Regions from separate parts of the Mus musculus genome. Here region 1 is linked to region 2. The links are chromatin loops, found by intact Hi-C in ENCODE. Cell type or tissue: left cerebral cortex. All regions are shown on one strand. Each heading gives the region's core, and the rest is flanking DNA. Links, peaks and the distances in the headings are about the cores only. Region 1 overlaps Exph5 (exophilin 5). Region 2 has its middle 22 kb from the start of Ddx10.

Evidence for each region. Peaks named below come from ENCODE experiments on the same cell type or tissue, not always from the same donor. Only the 100,000 strongest peaks of a DNase experiment are listed, where the experiment ranks them.
Region 1: a loop joins it to region 2, with 1.9 times the contacts of the local background. A loop is called at or near these places in 3 of 42 quality-filtered maps.

What each region holds. Positions count from the first base shown.
Region 1 is chr9:53,340,184-53,347,765 of GRCm38, reverse strand. Exph5 (exophilin 5) reads right to left here. Exons shown (of 6, transcript NM_176846.3): 3 at 7,268-7,424. Among named protein-coding and RNA genes, the nearest start is that of Poglut3, 40 kb to the left of the region's middle. In left cerebral cortex, for the core only: no CTCF peak of the experiment used is centred there; a DNase peak (open chromatin) is centred at 2,872; H3K27ac peaks cover 303 bases.
Region 2 is chr9:53,266,471-53,274,052 of GRCm38, reverse strand. No RefSeq gene overlaps it. Among named protein-coding and RNA genes, the nearest start is that of Ddx10, 22 kb to the right of the region's middle. In left cerebral cortex, for the core only: a CTCF peak has its summit at 5,114 (motif pointing right); DNase peaks (open chromatin) are centred at 4,784 and 5,087.

The sequences.
Region 1 (7,582 bases), core at 1,847-4,346, 75 kb before region 2:
GGAGGTCATTCCGCTTCCCATATTCACTCTTCCTCTGTTGTCCATCATCATCCACCGAGCTCCCCAAGGCAGAAAAAAGAAACACCACCTCCACTTCTTCCTCACCTACTACATCCAGCTGCTACAGTGTCACGATTCCACTCAAAATCCTGCACAGAGCTGTTCGTTTTCATATTTGCCATCCCAGGAATGTAGAGGTTTCTTTTCTTCTTGTTGTGACTGATACCCCAGCAAGAAGCAACGTAAGGGGTAAAGGAGTTTTGGGCTCATGGTTAAAGATACAGCCCCGGTGTTTGTCTCCTAGATGACTCTAAATCCAGTAAAATTGGTTGCTAAGATTACATATAAATTTTCCTCCTCTCCAGTTCTTATGTATGCTCTCATTTTTATTTTGTTTTGCCTTTTTGAGACAAAGATCTTATGTAGCCTAAGCTGGTCTCACACACACTGTGATGCTTGGCCCATGGAGTGGCACTATTAGAAGGTATGGCTCTATTAGAGTAGGTGTGTAACTGTGAGTGTGTGTTTTAAGACCCTTATTCTAGCTGCCTGGAAGACAGTGTTCTGCTAGCAGCCTTCAGAAGAAGATGTAGAACTCTCAGCTCTGCCTGCACCGTGTTTGCCATGTTCTTGCCTTGATAATGGACGGAACCTCTGAACCTATAAGCCAGCCCTAGTTAAATGTTATCCTTATAAGAGCTTCCTTGGTCATGGTGTCTTCACAGCAGTGGAAACCCTAAGACACTCACTGTGTAGCTGAGGTTAGACTAGAAGGGCATTACAGGTATGCGCCATCATGCCAGCATTCCTGATACTGACTCTAATCTATCAATCTTCCTTCCTTCCTTCCTTCCTTCCTTCCTTCCTTCCTTCCTTCCTTCCTTCCTTCCTCCCTCCCTCCCCCCCTCTCTTTCTCTCTCCCTCTCTCTTTCTTTTTTCTTTCTTTACTTTTATCTATCTTTCTTTGTTCTATAGGTTGGAAAAAAGATTTTCTGCCTAGGCACTGCTGAAACTCCTTTTCCTGTGCCCTTCTGTCTCAGTCACTGTAAAATGTTCCTCAGCACTCCTGACCTCTACCCTCACGTCAGCTGTGAAAAATGGAAAGGTTTTAAAGCTGAATGTCCACCGGGGCATAACACTGCCCTGGGCTGAGAAACCACTGAATTGATTAATCTTTCTAAAGTGAAGAGCAGATGAGGTCAACTCGAGCTGACTCATTAAGTCTCAGTGACCTAGATGGATTTCTGCGTTCTCTGGCTACCACATCCTTGCTTGGTACAGACTCTAGTCTTTTAGTCACCTAACTTGGTCCTCTTCCTCCAGGAAGCCTCCTGGATCCTATCGTCTACGTTAAGAATTTCTTCTATTTGTTCCCCTGGAGGGAGGATCCTTATCATCAGATGCTCTGCACGTGATACATCTGACAGTGTATCTGCTATTACCTAGGTCGCAGCTAGGCCACATGAGATCCCTGTGTAAGTTCAAAGGGACACAACTTCCTTAAGACCCTTGACTGTTATTTGCTGGAAGCCGAAAATAAAGAACAGATTCAGTTGTGTGTGCCTTTAATTTTAGCACTCAGGAGGCAAAGGCAGGTAGATCTCTAAGCCATTCTGGTCTACAGAGTGAGTTTCAGGACAGGCAGGACTACATAGCTATATAGAGAAACCCTGTCTAGAAAAAAACAAAATAAACAAAGAAACAAAAACCAAAACAAACAGCAGCAAAAATGAAGGAACAAAACAAAACTGAATAGTTCTGAGGTGAACCAGCCACCCACTGCATGGGCCAATCAGATTACAGAGTCCTCCTGGAAGAGACTTGGCTTTATGTCCACGCTTTCCCTAAATGCTCTGTCTGATCCTTGGGTGGGACTTTGATACAAGCTTGACAGAACACAAAAGTAAAGCTATTTATTGCCTTGGCTGTTATCACCCATGTCGGGAATTGTTACAGCCATTAGCTTTGTCTGAAGAAGCTGCAGGGCTTCCCAATTATCCTGGAGAAATAAAAAGAAAGGTTCCTCTTTCCCAGCCGTGTGCTGCCTCAATTATATTCCAAAGCCAGGATCTGACCATCTCTTCATGTAAAACTGTTCACGGGGCTCAAACTTCATAAAGATAATCAGATCAAGGAAGCCACTGGCTACCCAGGATGAAACTCAGACTCTCCCCACATCTTGCTTCTTCCAGCTGCTCATCTGTCTGCACCACACCTACCATCACAGCCTAAGAAGGAGAGATCTCTTTAACTCTGAATTCTTTGGCTAAAGGTCTTAGAGTCTTCTACTCCAGCTTGGATTTTTTTCAACTAGAAAATGGGAAAGAGAAAGAAGGGAAGACAGAGCAAGAGGCACAAGGAATATAAATTCAGGGAAAATACGATGTGCCTTTTAACTTTCCAAAATAGTATCTGACCTTTCTGCTTATGTAAGAGAGTTTGCAGCTGAACGGCCCAAGCTGTGTACGCCCTATGGATCAGGCAAATTTGGGCATGTCTGAGAAGTGGTTAGGTGGATCCACCAAAGCTCCTCGCATTGAAGGGAATTAAATCATCTTTAAGGAACAGAAGGGTGGGCTTCAATTCTCATCCAGAAGTCATGGTTATCAGCCCCTGTGTAACCATGCTGGGATAGTCACCGGTGTGCCGTACACCATAGGAATTCTCCAAGGAAAGGGGGCTTTAACTGTACATATTATTCATGAGCTTTGCAAACTTGTTCCCTTGTGTTTTCATTTGGGGATTACCATAGGAAAAGAGCAATGGAAAAAAAAAAAAAAGAAAGAAACCCTATATTTCCGAAATTGCCAAAACCAGGAGGAGCATATGGCTGTGGCTTTCAGATGGTGGGTGGACAGAGGGTTGGCGGCTCCCTGAGGGTGTGACTTCCTGGTGGAGCATGCTGGAACATATTGCCTCATCATGGTCAGGAGGGAGTCATTTCTGTAACTGGGAATCTGAACCAAGAAAGGAACAGCTAAGGATGCTACTCTGAAGGTCAGAGTGCCCAGGGTGTATACCACAGACACTTACTAAACTCCACGGAGGGAGCCTGTGGGACAGCAGAGGTACTGAAACTTTGTGGTGGGGGCTGAGGACCATAGGCCATACACCAGCTACCTTATAGCATGACCTGGGAAACCCCACTTGCAGGAAGTGTTGACGAGAGCTGCACGCATTACGTTAGACTGTCTAGAGTACATGGAATAGCAATCAATAAAAGGTAAGCATAAATGTGTTTCTTCCTGGGGTTTGGGTCAGTTCAATCCTTTCCAAGTAACATAAAAATCATAAAGGGAAAGCTGGGGCACACTGTGAGTTTTGGAGGAAGAGGACACGTCTGAGGCAGAAATGGAAGCCATGTGACCTTTTATAACATATGGGTGGGAGCACTGCGTTCTCATGAATTTTTTGGTTCATTGAAAGTAATAAACCAAAACTTCAAGATTCCACACTCAGGAGGCTCAGGTAGGAAGATTGCAATGAGTTCCAGGTCAAACTGGGCGACACAGAGTTCTAGGCCAGCCTGGACTACAGTGTTCCACTCTCTCTCAACAAAGCAAAACAAGAGAAGACAATATATACCACCACCACTACCAACACCCCATATGCTGCAGTGTCCCTTATCCTTGTGTGGTGGATACATTCTAAGATCCCTCATGGCTACTAGAAACCACAGTTAGAACAAAATCCTATAGTTATCTTATTTTTCTTATACATAGATACCTAATGCTTAATTCATATGCTACACATAGGAAGACATAGATATCACTAATGAATAATAACAAACTTGGACAGACATGATATACTTTAGTAAGAGTTACATGATTCTGATTTTTCTCTTTCAAGTCTTCTCATCATATCCTACGGGAGTTTTGGACCAGGGTTGGGAATTAACTGAGTAGGGAGGGAAACTATCCTAATTTTACCAGTTGGGCCTTAAAGTAAACAAGGATATCTTGCCAAATTATGAAACCCCTTCCCCATTTTATTTTCTGAGAAAAATTGTCTATTCTCCAGTGTCATTTCCAAGGGAAAACCAAAGCATAGAGCCGAGCATGGTGGGATACATTTATAATTGTAGAATCCAGAAGACGGAGGCTGAAGGATTGGGAGTTCAAGGTCAGTATGAGCTACATAGTGAACCTGAGACTAACCTGGCTTCAACAAAAAAAGACCTTGTCTCAAAACCAGAGCAAAACCAAACAAACACTCAAAGCTTAAAAGAAGAAAATAACCCTGGAGTGGTGGCATACGTATCTAATCTCAGCCCTTGAGAGGCAGATGGAGCTCTGTGATTTTGAAGCTAGCCTGGTCCACATAGTAAATTCCAGGACAGCCAGGACTCATAGAGAGACCATGTCTCAAAAAACAAACCAAGAAGAGAGAGAAGGAGGAGGAAGAGGAGGAGGAGGAGAAGGAAGAGGAGGAAGAGGAGGAGGAGAATTTGCTTATCAAGAGTTTCATCTTCTGCATATAAAGTTTGGTGTTTTGTTTTTGCCTTTCTTTTCCTGACCTGGTTACCTTTCCTCTAAATACTGCTCTGGAAGCTCAAATCAAGATGCTTTGCTCTGGACTCTCTGCTAGAGGAGTGAATGCTTCCGTCTCACTCATGCTCATCTTATGGCTATATTAATAACTTCAATCTTGACTTCTTTTGTGCCTGATACTCAAAAATCTGTTACAATAACCACAAATAAGATTTGAAAAGGGAAAAAGATGAAAATAAATAAACTGAGAAGCGTGTTGATTTAAAAATTAACATCGTAGCATAAATCATACTAGAAGGAATTAAAACGATACATTAAAGTGGGGGAAAATTTTTTTTAATTGCTTTGCTGACTTACTCTCCAGGGCACCAAGCATGACAGTCCAGCCCTGGCAAACCCTTGACGGCTTGAGAAAGTAGAGACCTGAAAGTTCTGTGCTGACCTTCCCAGGTCCCGTCAGCCCCTCCCCAGAGCTCAGGCAAGGAACAGCTTCCTTGTCAGAACACATTTTAAAGGCTGCTTTTGTACTTTAAAGATCAGAACTGTTAAAGTTAAAGGCTACATGGGATTAGAGAGCCCATGAATTCATATTAGCTGTCTTGGTATGACACCTCCCACCTGTAACATAAAAAAATGTTTGTTCCCTCACATTTAGATTTCTATCTAGATATTGAGGTCAAGTTCAAATTTAAAAATGAAGAGAGCATACTTTTTGCATGATTCTGTGAGACCTTGTAGGAATAAACAATAGTATATACCCTTTGTTATATTCTGACCTGGTAGATCAAATATTTGTCAAGGTAGAGACAGGAAAATCAGTGTGAGCCTGAAGCTAAACTGGGCTGAGTACCAGGGCAGCCTAAGCTACAGTATATATCCTTGTCTCAAACAAACAAACAAACAAAACAAGTACATAAATAAACACACCACTATTAGTGATCTTGTTGAGATAAATATTACACATTTCCATTCAAAGTTGAAGTGAGATGTACTTGGGGTGGTTAAGACGGCTTGTTGGGTAAAAGTTCTTGTTGCCAAGGCTGCTGACAGAGTTTGATCCTCATCCTACACAGAAGGACAGAACCAGTTCCTGGAAGTTGTCCACTGACCGCCACCACATGCATGGCATGGTGCAGGCTTGCCCTCTCTGTCTTTGTCTCTGTCTTTCTCTCTTATACACACAGTAATAATAATAAAAATGAATATTTTTTTAAAAGAAAGAAAGATGTATTTAAAACTGTCGATGATGTCTGGGCAGTACTGAAGTAATGACATTGGTTGCATATCTCCAGGCTGTATTTTGTCAGTCAAGTTAGGAGTCTATTTGGTATCTGAGAAGGACATCTGCTGAACAGAGTCTGCAAGTTTTCTGTTTGCCCTCTGGCCAAAACACATACCAAGAATGACGTTCCTAGATCTTTTATAGCTGTTGATCAACTCTTGCAGTAATCTGTAACGCGAGCTTAGAAAAAAAAACAAAACAAAACAAAAACAAAAAAAAAAACAAACAAAAAAAACCAAAACTGCCTATGGAGTAAACTCGTTTCTGCCACTTTCCCCGGGTCTCCTAAGCCATCTCCTTCCGCTCTATGAAACTCTGCCTTAAAAAAAAATCCAGTCTCTTAAGATTCAACACAGTGAAATCCTTGATCTCCCGTATGCTGGCAATCAACTTCTTTTCTCCTTGAAAAAAAAAAAAAAATGCTTCCTAGTAACCACGGAATATTTTTCAGTTTTAAATCTTCCAAACAACAGAATTACTATTGCCCCAAATGTTTCGTTTTGCTTTTGAAAAAGCAACTCACCGATGAAGAGTATTCCTGGCAAGAGGTTCTGGTAGGTACAGTCCCACAGATCTACATTTTGTTCAGCTCTTTCAGTCCGGTGAAAGCCGAAAGTAAACCGTCCAGGTGCTCCCGGTGCTCTGGTGCCCGGTGAGGTCCCAGAGCCTCATCACAAGCCCCAGCAGCTGCTTGCTGCAGCTTGTTTTTCAGGGACAGTGACCTCCAACACCTTTGATTTAGCGCCGCAACTCAATCTTAATGGTTCGCCAGTGAGGGAACACATCACGTGCCAAGCCAACACCTTAAGAGGGTGGGAAGCTTTGCAAACAGAAAGACACGCGGAAAATTCTCAGGAGTCGGCTCAGCCCGCTCATTTGTCACAAAGCTGTACACAATGACACTCGGAGTAGAGGGGGACTGATTTCTGCAGCCTTCAACTGAACGTCCGCACCGGTGCCTGCAGCCCCTCCCTCTCCTTAGGTGGAAATTCTGGGCAACCACTCAAGAACAGTGGCATTAGCATTTCTGAAATTCAAATTCGTTTTCCTTTCTGTTTGGGAGTTGATTTTTCGCCCTTCGTTTACCCACCTGACACTTATTTTCTTCTGCTCTTTCAATGTTAGGTCTACTTATGGACAAAACCGCATAGTCACTGAAAAGCTGTGATTTTAAATTTATCTTCCTAGCCAAGGCGCAGACTCTGTTCCAGACTCAGCAGAACAAATGTCAATAACTCTTTCCCAACATTTAACCCATGGTTCTCCAGGTTCACCACCCGGGGTGTTAGCAGTTGCTTAAATAGCTGGCTTTCAGGTAAGCCAAGTTTCAGTCTCAAAGAGATGTCCTGAAGTGAGTGAGATACCGTTTGCTTCCTCGCGACTACCCAGACTTCAATTCTAAGAACAAACATCGAACATTCTGCACACCAAACGGGCTATTTGCCTCTGTACTAGATAACCTGGGAAAGCGTCACATGACCTGAGTTAAACTCACCGGTTTGGTCTCGGAGACTGAAGTTTTAGAGTCTCCTTCGCAGGTCGTCTGAATGAGAACAGTGAAGCAAAGGATGACCGAAAGCTCATTCGGGAAGAAACAGATGGTTTTTGGTTTATTAGGCTTTTAGATCTTGGTGTTTGTAATTCCATCGGATCTTTAAAAAAAAAAAAAAAAAAAAAAAAAAAGCAAGCATCGTTAAAAAGTTGCAGACCTGCAGACAGGACTGGAATTTTACGGCATGCTTGCCTTACACATCCCTGATAGAATGTTACCTGCCTATAATCCTAGCACTTGGTAGTTCAAGGTACACAT
Region 2 (7,582 bases), core at 3,444-5,943:
CTTTATATTTATCTGCAGGAAATCTGATCAGTAGGGTGGGCCCAGGAATCATTAGGCTATGTAATCGTGACAGGAAAATGCATATCCAGCTGCAAGAAGCAACCTGAGATGAAGTTCTTGACACCTTGCCTCTTAGAGCTCATCACCCATTGCAGATCATGCAAAAACAGGGCGCCATCTCCAGGAAAATCACCTGCTAGCCTTAGCCTCTCCTAGATGGCTCCTAACAGGATAATGTTTTACTGATAAAAGGAAAAAGAAAAACCAAAAAACCAGTAACCTAGGGTTTTTTTTTTTTTTTTGCAAGTTTATGTGTGTGGTGTTCCCACGGGTGTGGGGGCACACAATGTATGTGCAGGTGCATGTGGAGGCCAAAGCTTGATTCAGGGGTCTTCCTTAGTCAGTTCCCACTTTTTATATTGAAGCAAGGCCCCTTACTTGAACCCAGAGCTTGCTAATCCAGCTAGCCTAACCGGCCAGTTTGGTCTAAGAATCTCTTTTCTCTGTGTCCCGCGGCCTTCACACCCATTTAGTATTTACATGGCTACTGAGGATCTGAACTGAACTCCAGCCCACAGGCTTGCACGACAAGTGTATTACTGACCAAACTACCTCCTCAACCATTAGAGGGTTTTGTTTTTTTTTTTTAATTTGACAGTTTCCTGTAACCCAGGTTAGCGAAGTCTGGCCTTGAATGTCACATTTTTCTGCTGTTATTTAATAATAATGACAACAACAACAACAATAAATAATTATATTACCAAATCATTACATTAACGAGATATCCCATTGATGGTGTATCCACTAATACAATGTAAATGAATAAAAGTCAGTCTTAAGAAATGTCTTTGTCGCCGGGCGTGGTGGCGCACGCCTTTAATCCCAGCACTCGGGAGGCAGAGGCAGGCGGATTTCTGAGTTCGAGGCCAGCCTGGTCTACAGAGTGAGTTCCAGGACAGCCAGGGCTACACAGAGAAACCCTGTCTCAAAAAAAAAACAAAAAAAAAAAAAACAAAAAAAAAAAAAAAGAAATGTCTTTGTCATTTATTTACCCCATGCTGTGTTGGACTTTCCACGTACAGAGATGAACTTGATGTAGCGCATCTGTTCATTGCTGACAACCTGCCTGCTGTAGAATTTACCTTGGGATGACTCAGTGCTTCTCGCATTGCTTGTAAAAGTCTCATTCACTTAGACTTTAAGCCTCCACTTGGTTTGCACCCATCATCCATCAGTTCTGAGCTATAGTTGCTCCCTCGGGCATGATAGCCCATGGCTGCTGTATTATGTGGTCTTCCTTCACACTGCAAACCAAAGCCTCAGTGACTGACTTGTCTATGAAACTGTGCTCTTCTCCCTGCGAAACGGCCTTGAACTTTGAATTAACACGATTAAAAAGAGAAATTCAGCTCAGCTAAAGAATTATATATGTGCATACAAAACAGTTGTTTGTATTATAGGACACAGTAGCTTAAGAGCAGCTTTAAGTTAAAAACTTCACAGTTGGACATCTAGTTCCAACAGTGAGGGCTAGCTAGTGCAGAATCCTCTCTTGCAAACCCTGAAATGCTAGTTAAAACAGGACTCCAGGGGCTGTATTATATTTATGCATGATTGTATGGAGAAACAGGAAATTCCAAAGGTCAACAATGGAAAAAAAAGATCTGGATGCTGTGTGCCGTGTAGTAAAGTTCACAGGCTCAATCTGTAGCGGCCTTGGCGAGCAGAGGTAGCTATAGGCTTTGAAATTAAAAATAAGATTCCGAGGCATAAACTTGGAATCATAAAAACATGTGCGAGGGAGAGACTGGGAAGTCTCTCTGCCCTCTCACAGGAAAAGGCTCCAATGAAACTTGCTAAGATCTTAGGCTTTGAGAGGGGAACAATCTAAAAACCTCCAAGAAATAAAAAAAAACCCAAGTTTACCTCATGAGCAGAGCTAAAGTCTGAAACGCCAGCTCTAAGTGCAGATAGATTTGTACTTTCTGCATGGCCCAGGAACATCTAATCCCAACCCAAACCTGACACAAAACAGCCCAACAGCCCAGAAAAAAAAAAAAAAAAAACAAAAAAAAAAACAAAACTCAAACAGCAAAGGAGCTGCTTAGGTTAAAGCTAAAGCTATGCAGGAAGGTATGGTTCCCACTGAAGCTGAGAGCAAATTTTAAAAATGACAAAACAGCAGCAGGAAGTAATCCACCAGATGTAAGATAAGAGATCTAACAGCAGGCAGGTTTATGTATGCCTCCCTCCTGAGACCTACAGCTTAGTGCCTCATAAAACAAGTGTGCTTAACATAGCTCGAGATAAGAAATCACAGGAAAATAAAAAAAACTACCCAAGGTTCATGTTCACAGTTTATAAAAATAAAATTGAAAACTACAACTGACATTTTAAAACTTAACTCCTAAAATCCTGTATTCATGATCTAAAATACACATTAAGGAGGTATATATAGAAGGTGAATTTCAAAAAGAATTTTAAGGAAGGGAAAATAAGATAGCTTATATGATACGGAGGAACTGTCTGTGGTAGCACACTTCTGAATGCTACCTCTTGGGTGGAGGAGGCAGAAGGAGCCGGAATCTGAGGTCATCCTTAGCTACATAGTGAATTTAAGCAACATGTGCTACATGCGATCCTGTCTGAGGCGGAGACAGAAATAGAGATAGAGACACACAGGAAAACAGTCACTGTTTAACTAGTAAGAACTTTCAAAACAAAGAAGGAAGAGTGAAAAAGAGGAATATTTTAAAAGATAATGTTTAAGAAAAATAGTGGTTTAAATGAGAGACTCCCCCATAGGTGTGGTTACTTGAACACTTGGCCCAGTTAGGGCTGCTGTTTGGGATGGCTTAGGAGGCACAGCCTTGCAGAAGGACATCGGTAACCGAGGGCAGGCAAACTGCAAGTAGGGTAGAGCTTATAGCCCCTGCCAATTGTGTCTTCTACTGTGCTGCCATGCTTTCACACCAAGATGGGCTCTAATTCCTCTGAAACTGTAAGCTGAAATTAAGTCTTTCTTCCATAAATAGATTTTGGCCATGGTGTTTTATCACAGAAGTAGAAAATTTAATTAATATAAGAACATTTCTTTGGTATAAAACATATTTCTCTGGCCAATGTGTCTCCCAGAACTATTTTGGGGCCCAACAGGTGTCCCTGGGAGAAAGATGTTTACATTTTAAAGGTATTTATATTGTAAGCAGCATTTTGTATAGTTAATATGTATAGTTTATAGATATTCAATAAAATGGTTAATTTATATACTAAAAAAAACAAAACAAAAAACAAAGAAACATATTTCTCTTCAGAGCAAAGAATTAAAAACATCTAAATCATTTTAAAGAGAAAACCACGGGTTTTTTTAAAATGATTTATTTACTTTATGTATGTGTGTACAGTGTCACTATCTTCAGACACACCAGAAGAGGGGATCAGATCCCACTACAGATGGCTGTGAGCCACCATGTGGTTGCTGGGAATCAAACTCAGGACCTCTGGAAGAACAGTTAGTGTTCTTAACCACTGAGCCATCTCTCTGGCCCCAATCACAAATTTTTTAAAAAATACACTAAAAGGATAAATTAGTTAAAACAGTAGTCCTTTCAATAAAAATGATCAAGTTTAGAGCCCATGTAATAGAAGTTTCAAAACTACCAATAAAATTCAATCCCTAACAGTATTATCATCATCTAACTGCAACAAGGCAAAATGGTGCTGGCTGAATGATTGAGGACCCAGCCTATTGCGGACCACATTGTCCATAGGCAGGTGGTCTCTGACGAATAAGAAACCTAGCTTAGGAGGCATAGTGGTTATGCTTAATTGCTTTTGCAGAGGACTCAGATTTGGTTCTTAGCCTCCATACCACTCATTCACACCTCCCATAATTCTAGTTTCAGGGCATCCACCATGCTCTGGTTCTACAGAAACCTACATACAGATGTGTGCAAACTCATGCAGACACATCCATATTAAAAAGAGAGCACACAACCAAAGCCAACTATGAGCCTGTAAGTAAGCCAGCAAGCAGCATTCCTCCAAGGTTTTTGGCTTTGAGTTTCTGCTTTTTGTTTCTCCTCTGACTTCCCTCAGTGATAGACTGTTACTTGAAAGTGTAGGCCAGATAAATCCTTTTTCATTGCCAAAGTTAATTCTGGTCAGCCACAGGATGTGTCTAGGACAATCTTAATCTTAATTCTATTGGATTATCACTGAGGTGAAAATAGGGAAGTTCAAAGTCCTGTGCCTGAGAACTTCAGGCTCCAAGAGTCTGTTCAGTAACATTTGACTTCTTCACTCTCGGTTGTATCAATATGTTCCTAGCACCAAGTGTTTGGTCATGGTGGTTATAGGCTGGACCAAGGCAATAGGCCAACAGATGCTCATTGGCTCATCATAAAAGTCTTTCGCTTGAGGTAGGGATTGCGTGTTGGAGATGTTCCCATGGTGTGCTTGGCACTGTTGTTAAAAGTAAACTTCCCTAAGAACCAACACACCTGTCTAGCGTGCTTGTCGGGTGCAGCATTTATATTGGCATGTAGGCCCATGGAGAGCTGTTTCCACATCCTCCCTGTTCAATCCTGTTTTGAAAGCCAGGGCTGGAGCAGTAGGGAAGGCACTGTGTGTCAGAATGGCAACATCAACACTTTCAGACTTGAGCGAGTCTGGCTGACTGGCTCTTTTTAGATTCCTTTGGAAAGTCTGAGAAGGGCCTCACTTGCTGGCTGGCTGCCATCTTGAAGCAGAAAATGATGTGATTCAAAACTTATATGACATGTAACGTTCCATAGTTTAACAATCTTCACTCCAATTCTTGCCTTCCGTTAATTCAATTTTGCTTTATTGTGGGCAGGGAACCAGCAACTCAGTCTAACGCACAGTGAATAATGAAACATGCATTCAGCTTACAGATCTGGAAACATTGCTGATCTAGATAAGTCTTGGAAGGCAGGCAGTTCCAGTGACAATACTTCTGAATTTCTATGTAGCTATTTTTTTTTTTAAGGTCTGTTTCTACCAGCACAAACCTCTGATAGAGAACATTCAATGAAACCAGCATCACGTATTGAAGGAAAGGCTCATATACAAAGAGAAGTCCAGCAGTGGGCAGCACTGAGAACAGCAATAGTCTTGTGTCCTAGATAATCAGAAAGACTTGATCCTCAGGTTTCCTTTCTGACTGCCCTGGTCTCTGGTAGACTTTACAAGAAGTCTGCAGCATGGTGATAAACAATTTTTAACACCAACTAGAAAAATGTTGAAGTACTTTTTCCCCCTATTTTTTCAAATAGCCTGATTATCTTAATAAAACTTATAATGTTTCTAAAATGACATAGCTTTTTAGAACTCAATATGACAAAAGTTCACAAATAGTGCTGCCCAGGCGACTGTTATACAGCCTGATGAATCCCCGGGAGCCACACGGAAGAACTGACTCCTGACCTCCACGAGTACATGCACACACACACACACACACACACACTCCCATGTGAACACACACACACACACACACATTACACACACACACCACATACTAAACAAAAATGTAAAAGCATGGTGACAGTGTAAAAATCCACATAGACACGGGAAGACTAGCTCTTCTTCTGGTATCCAAGCCATCATCTCCAGGCAGGAAATCTCTTGTAGGAAAGCAAGAGAAACTGACAGCCGTGAGAAAGGAAACTTACAGACGGCTGTTTGGAGGCCACCCAAACCTTACCCAGACCAGTCCAGGACAGTGGTTCTGAAAAGAGATACCTTAGACATCTGGCAGCGTCTGGAGACAGTTTGTAGTTACAGATGGAACTTGTAACTATCCTCTAGTGAGCAGAGGCTGGGATGCTGCTAACACTGAGATGCAAAGGCCAGCCAGCCTTCAGGACAGCAAGGTTTCCAGCTCCAAGTCAACAAAGCATGTCTAGGAGCTCCGTCATGAATCCACACGAGAGCAAAGCCTAACAGTTGATAAGCACAGCCCAATTTCTCTGGGCCAAATTGTTTGTTGTTGTTTTCAATAATGATTTATTTATTTTAGTGGTATGAGTATGAGTGTTTTGCCATGTGTATGTACCATCTGTGCCTGGTGCCTGTTGAGGCCAGGAGAGGGTGTCAGATCTGAGTTTGATCCTGTGGTCCCACACGGGAGAAAGAGAGCACTGACCAGTTGTCCTCTGACCTCCACCAACATGAATGAGTCAGTTTATTAAAAATTTTAAAAACTGTTCATTCAAATTTATTTTGGTTGAGACATAATTTTATATATTTAATGAGGGATAGTGTGACTGTCGACATGTATATAATATATTTTTTTACTAGATTCACTCCCATTATTTTCCCTTGCCTACCCTCCTCTCATGGTGAACCCCTTCTTCTTTCCAGATAGTTGCCTCCCACTTTATTGTCTCTGTGTGTACCTGTGCTTCACTGAATTTAGTTCAGTGTTTAATCCTTATTATTACAAATGAAAAGGACAACCAAACTTTTTAGGTTTAAGTCCATTCTTTAATAAGAAAGACAGAGATTTTTGGCAATTATAGGGGAAAGAAATGTAGAGTTGAGAGAGACAATTAGAAGAGAATGCATGTTTTATATGTACTTTTACATGCATGTTCCTGCACATAAAATTCTAATTAAAATTTTCTAAAAAAAAAAAAAAAGCATCCCAGCATGCTAACACACTTTAAAATTTTAGCACTTGAAAAGCTGGAATGGATCAGGAGCCCCCAATGGAGGAGCCCAAGGAGCTAAAGGAAACTGCAACCCTATAGGTGGAACAACAATATGAACTAACCAGTACCCCAGAGCTCTTGTCTCTAGCTGCATATGTATCAAAAGATAGCCTAGTCAGCCATCACTGGAAAGAGAGACCCATTGGTCATGCAAACTTTATATCCCCCAGTACAGGGGAACACCAGGGCCAAAAAGTGGGAGTGGGTGGGTAGGGGAATGGGGGGGAGGGTATGGGGGACTTTTGGGATAGCATTGGAAATGTAAATGAGGAAAATACCTAATAAAAATATTAAAAAAAAAAAAGCTGGAAGACTGCAAGTCCAAGGCCAGCTTGGGCTGAACAATAAGACTCTGTTTCAGAATAGTATTAATATATTAAAGTGTATCCAGGAAACAGGAATCAGACAAAAAAAGGAAGGAAGGAAGGAAGGAAGGAAGGAAGGAAAAAGAGAAGGAAGGAAGGAAGAAAAAGGCTGGATGTAGTGGCTTGTCCCAGTAATCTCAACACTATGGAGTCTGAAGGAAGAAGAATGCCATGAATTGAGGTTAACTCAGTCAATATAGTAAGACCCTGTTTCAAAACTTGAAAATAGACCATGCATAGTGGTGTATGACTGTAATTCCAGCCCTTGGAGGTGGAGTCAGGAAGATCAGGAGGTCCTGGGCATCCTTGACTATATAAAAAATTTAGTCTATTCTGGGCTACATGATACTTCCTAAAAAATAAATATAAATACAACTTAAAAGCAAACAAGCAAACATTTATAAAACATTAGAATGAAAAGTTGGAAAATAATGTTTAAGAGTACATTCAACAAAGGCTTGAAAGATGAAATTGTCCATAAGC